Linked DNA regions of Homo sapiens: region 2 is linked to region 1. Evidence: read pairs that join two places in POLR2A ChIA-PET (ENCODE). Cell type or tissue: Caco-2. All regions are shown on one strand. Each heading gives the region's core, and the rest is flanking DNA. Links, peaks and the distances in the headings are about the cores only. Region 1 holds the start of ZNF214 (zinc finger protein 214). Region 2 overlaps ZNF215 (zinc finger protein 215).

What was found. ChIA-PET counts read pairs that join two places held together with the same protein. Peaks named below come from ENCODE experiments on the same cell type or tissue, not always from the same donor. Only the 100,000 strongest peaks of a DNase experiment are listed, where the experiment ranks them.
Region 2: POLR2A ChIA-PET joins it to region 1 with 6 read pairs; 6 of 35 experiments call an interaction of 5 or more read pairs at or near these places.

What each region holds. Positions count from the first base shown.
Region 1 is chr11:7,018,961-7,021,780 of GRCh38, reverse strand. ZNF214 (zinc finger protein 214) reads left to right here and starts at 1,435. Exons shown (of 3, transcript NM_013249.4): 1 at 1,435-1,708. It overlaps NLRP14 (NLR family pyrin domain containing 14), which reads right to left and starts at 1,302. Exons shown (of 12, transcript NM_176822.4): 1 at 1,011-1,302. In Caco-2, for the core only: no CTCF peak of the experiment used is centred there; a DNase peak (open chromatin) is centred at 1,360; H3K4me3 peaks cover 1,440 bases.
Region 2 is chr11:6,935,581-6,938,400 of GRCh38, reverse strand. The region is part of intron 3 of ZNF215 (zinc finger protein 215); the gene reads right to left. All of the region lies in intron 1 of LOC107984019 (a long non-coding RNA gene), which reads left to right. Among named protein-coding and RNA genes, the nearest start is that of ZNF215, 11 kb to the right of the region's middle. In Caco-2, for the core only: no CTCF peak of the experiment used is centred there; no DNase peak of the experiment used is centred there.

The DNA.
Region 1 (2,820 bases), core at 13-2,512:
CGCAATTGATAGTTGAATTACTGAATGCAGAGACAGATTTAATGGGTGCAGCACACCAACATGGCACATGTATACATAGGTAACAAACCTGACCTGGACGTTGTGCACATGTACCCTAAAACTTACAGTATAATAAAAAATAAATAAATAAATACATTGCAATTTACAGGTGAAAATACTTAAGGGTGAGCGGTTAAACAACTTGCTTACCACCACCTAGTGGATAACAATGATTGACAGCTCTTAATGTCAGTTCCGTCAGACAACAAAGCCCACATTTTTAAAATGCTATGCTATGCTCTCTGAATGTTCAAACCAGGGAAGGCCCACGCCCAGTAATTTTCAAAATGTGGTCTCCAGAGTCATAAAAAATGCAAGAGCTTATTGTGTGGTGAACTCAAGCAGATAGGCGCTGGGCCACCCACCCCTGCTAAACACCAAACTGTAAATATATAGTTCACAAGACTACTTCCTATGTGCAAGGGGCTGGTTTAAGCATTTTAACTACACTAACTCATTTCAATCTAACAAGTCTGTTACATAGTTACTATTATTATTGGCTATCAATATTACGCCTATTAAGCTGATGCTTAAAGGTTAGGTAATCCAGCCAAGATCTCGTAAGTGGTGTTGTCAGATTTGAATCCAAGGAGTCCCTTGCTTGTAATGACTATCCTACCAAAAGTTCCTTGCCTAATAAAATGTTTGAATATTACTGATCCAGCCCAAGTTTGAAGGACAGGGCCCAAAGATGCGAAAGTATTTTCCTAATATAACACACTCAGCTAAATAATAGAACAGGCTCTTGCAACTCTCTGTGGTCCCAGGACACTGAGGAGGGGCTCCTTCTCATGGCTTCATTTCAGCTCCACTGTGCGTTTCCCTTCTCTGCCTGGAGTCTCCAGAGGAGCCTGGGATTTGGCAAGAAGGCGGGAGGGAGGAAAGCCTCACTGGACCAGGAACGAAGAGGGTGTCTGGCAACAATAGGACGGAATTTGAAAACCTCTAACCTTGAGTTTAGAGCGATGCTAGCTAGTGCCAGGGCTAGTGAGGTGCCCATTCCGCCAAGGCGCGGGACAGCGAGGACAACCACGCCTTGCCAACCAAAGGCGACCTGACAGCGTTTCCTCGGGGTCGTCGCGGTGGTGAGGGTCACAGAATTCTCCGAAGCCAGTAGCTCCGTTTCCAGCCACGCCCCCTTTCCCAGGGCCCTAAAAGCTTCGGGAGTTCTCCTATTCCATTAATGCTGGTGCGTCCTCGCCTTATCCCCCGAGCGCCCGCAGCTCCCGCCCGCGCAGGAATGCCAGCGGCCAAAGGTCGGGAGGCGCGGGATACTTCTGGCCAATCAGGAGTCACGTTTTCCCGCGCTCTCTCTTCCCGCCCCGCCCCTCCCGTATCCATGGAAACACTGCGAGTGTCTACTCCAAGACCTGGGACTTCCGTTTCGGTCCAGCCGGGCTGCGGCCATTGTTTGTGTGGACTGAGTGTTTTGGCCATCCCGGTCCACTCTCACAGGCTCCGTTAAGTGACATGAACTCTCAGGAGGACTGAGCCAGAAGCGGACAGGGCAAGACGAGCTGTGCTTGAAGGAAGAGGGGCAGAAAATCGAGGGTCAGGGACTGAGAAGCTACTCCGGTTTAGAAACCCCAGAGACACCCGTGTAGATGGGTACATCACGGCTTCTCTCCCACGTTAAGACTTAATAAAGGCAAGTAGAGGAGGGCAGAAGCAGCTTGGGCCCCGGGGTATGGGTGCCCGGTGTTCGGTGCCGGGGCAGAGTTCTGGCCGGGGATCTGGATAAGCAACGGAGGCCGCGCGCGTCTTCAGTGCAGGAGCAGGGGACCCCCGGGTCTGTGGCGGAGACCGGGAGATCCCGCTCCTAGAGAACCGTTCGTGTGTCTGGTTCTCTGGTGCTTACACTTGGGCAGCCCGTGACGCGTTGGGGGAGCCCAAACCTGTCCTGCTCTTGGGGCACGCATGAAACGTTTTTTCCCTAGAGAAAGAGGGTTAACTAATTGCTTATTACTTTGCCCAGGAACCTACCTTTGATCAGCAAGGAAGGACTGGGGTGGCAAAGGCTCATGCCCCCATTTTACAGGTAAGGAAACTGAGATCTTGGAGATCTATAAGTTTGGTCCTCTTTAAAGTTCTACAAGTGCTTGATGGCACAGTTGAGACTTTGATCAGGACCTGGGAGCTCCAGTTCTGGGATACTTCTCTAAGACTCCAGGTACTTTTCTGATAGTAAATCCAGTATTCCTGTTTAGCAAGTAGGGGAGGACAATGGAATGATTTTCTACTTAAACTGAACAAAATAAGAAAAATACCTTGAGAATAGATACTATTTAAGTGTGCTGGTGCTTTCCTATTATTGTTAGTAGTAATAATAATCTCAATAAATAAGTGAGTTGTATCTTTTGAAGTTTCTAGAGGGTTGGAAATAAATTTCAAGGTGCCAGTGTTCATAGCTCTCCTTTCTGGTCGTTGAAAGGAAACAAGAGCATTCATAGGCTTCTTTTGGACCTCTTGCTAGGAGATGTGTGCGTCATACCCAGTTAGTATATGGGAAATTTAATGAATTTGGGAATTTAAAGCCATACCCAGGTTTTCAGTCTGCCTTCCTCCTCAGCTCAGCCGTCTCAGCACTCTACCCTTCCCCAGAAGAGGAACACAAAGGAGGAAGGAATGTACACTGTTTCCCTCATAGTCTGATCCCAAGTGAGGATGATTGTCTTTTCTCATTTACAAAATGTCCCTGCATTCTCCATGGGTGGTGGAGGTGGCAATGAGGATGGATGGATGACTGGACAGAAAACGTTC
Region 2 (2,820 bases), core at 13-2,512, 83 kb after region 1:
CTGAACCAGTTTATATTCCCAACAACGATATACAATTCCAAACAATTTCTCCACATCCTAGCTAACCCTATTCGTTTTCCTTTTGTAATTATTATAGCCATCCTAGTGGGTGTTGTTATGGTTTTGAGTTGCAATTCTCTAATGACTAATGATCCTGAACATTTATTCCTATACTTTTTGGCCATTTGTATATCTTCTTTGGAGAAATATCTATTCAAGTCCTTTGTCCATTTAAAAAACTGTTCCTTATCTTGTTATTGAATTGTAAGAGTTCTTTATATTTTCCTGATATTGGACCCTTATCAGATATATGATTTTCAAAATGTTTTTTCTCATTCTGTAGGTTTTTCGCTGCCTTGATGGTATCTTTTGATGCACAAAAGTGTTAATTTTGATGGTCTAATTTATCTATTTTTTCTTTTGTTGCTTGTATCTTTGGTGTCATAGCTAAGCATTGATTACCAAATTTAAGGTGATGAAGAGTTATTTCTATATTTTCTTCTCAGAATTTTATGATTTTGGCTCTTATATTTAGACAATTGACCCATCTTGAGTTAATTTTTGTACATGATATGAGGTAAGGCCCCTACTCCAATCTTTTGCATATGGAAATCAAGGGGTCCCAGCAATATTTGTTGAAAAACTATTATTTTCTCATTTAATGCCTTGACACCCTTGTCAAAAATTAACTGGACATAGATGTATGAGTTTATTTCTGGACTCTTAATTCTATTCCAGTACGACATAGCTTTGATTATTGCAGCTTTTTAGTGAGTTTTGAAATTGAGAAGTATACATTCTAAAACTATCTTCTTTATGAAGGCAGTTTGACTATCTTGGGTCCTTTCCAATTCCTTATGAATTTTAGGATCAGCTTGTCCATTTCTGACAAAAAAAAAAAAAAAAAAAAAAAAGCAGCTGAGATTTTGATAGGGATTGCATTTGAATCTGTAGATTGCTTTGGGGGAGTGTTATCTTTATGATATTAAGTTTTCCAATACATGAACGCAGGATTTACTTAGGTCTTTAATTTCAACAATGGTTTGTACTTTTCAGCAGACAAGTCCTACACCTCTATTTTTGACATATTATAAATGAAATTATTTTCTTGGTTTCTTTTAAGGGTTGTTCATTGCTATAGGCACATAACCTATTTTTGTTGACTTTGCATCCTGCAACTTTGAGTTTATTAGGTCTAATAGTTTTTTACTGGGTTCTTTAGGATTTTGGATATATAAGAGTATAACATCTGCCAGTAGAGATAGTTTTACTTCTTCCTTTCCAATCATGATACCTTTTCTTTTTTTCTTGCCTAATTGCACTAGCTAGAACGTTTAGTATGACATTGAATAGAAGTGGCAAGAGTGGACATTCTTGTCTTGTTCCTGATTCTAAGAACAAAGCTTTCACTTTTTCATCAAGTTTATCAAGTACAATGTTAACTGTGGGTTTTTCATAAATGTCCTTTGTCAGGCTGAGTGAGTTCACTTCTAGTCCTTTTTTTTTTTTTGGTCATAAAAGGGCATTGGATTTTGTCAGATGCTTTTTCTGCATCAATTGAGATAATCGTGTAATTTTTCCCCTTTCACTGTATTAATATGATGTACAGCACTGATATATTTTCATTTGTTGAACCATACTTGCATTTCTGGGATCAATCCCACTAAGTCATTTTGTATAGTCCTCTTAAAACGCTATTGGATTTGGTTTGCCATTTTTCTTTTGTTGTGATGTCTTTGTCTGGCTTTGGCATCAGATTAATACTTGCCTCACAGGATAACTTAAGAAGTGTTCCTCCTATTTTTTGGAAGAGTTTGAGAATACTGGTGTTAATTTTTCAAAAGTGTAGTAGAATTTACCAGTGAAGCCATATCATCTTTGAGTTTTCTTTGTTGAAAGTTTAAAAATAACTAAACCAGTCTTTTGTTATTGCTGAGTTGAGTTCAGATTTTCTATTTCTTCTTCAGTCAGTTTTGGTCATTTGTGTTTTTGGAATTTGTGAATTTCATCTAAGTGCATCTAATTTGTTGGCATTTAATTGCTCCTAGTATTCTCTTATGAGCCCTTTCATTTTATGCAAAGTCAGTAGTATTGTCCCCACTTTTCCTGATGTTAGTAATTTGAGTCCTTTTTTTCTTGATCAGTGTAGCTAAACCTTTGTCAGTTTTGCTGATCTTTTCAAAGTACCAACTTTCAGTTTTGTTGGTTCTATTATTTTTGTGGGCTCCACATCATTTATCTTTGTTCTAATATTTATTTTCTTTCTTCATCTGGCTTTTAGGTTTTCTTTTTCTAGTTCCTTCAGGTGGAGGGTTGAGATCTTTTTAATGTAGGCATTTATAGCTACAATTTGAGCCATGCCTTCACTGTATGTCATAAGTTTTGGTATGTTGTATTTTTGTTTCCATTTCTCAAAATATTTTTTCATTTCCTTTGTGCTTTCCTTTTTGACCCACTGATTATGTGACTGTTAATTTCCACTTATCTGTGAATTATCCAGATTTCCTTCTGTTACTGATTTCTAATTCTGCTATAGTTGGAAAAGATACTTCATGAGATGTCAATCTACTTAAATGTACTGAAACATGTTTTTTAGTCTAACATTTGGTCTATCCTGGAGACTATTCCATGTATACTTGAAAATGTATCTTCTGTTGTTTTTTGGGTAGAACGCTCTGTATATTTGTTAGTTCAAGTCAGTTTATGGTGTTTCTCAAGTCTTCTATTTCCTTTTTAATCTTTTTTTCTAGTATTTCTGTTAATAAAAGTGGAGTGAAATCTCCAATTATTATTCTTGATCTATTTCTCTTTCACTTCTGT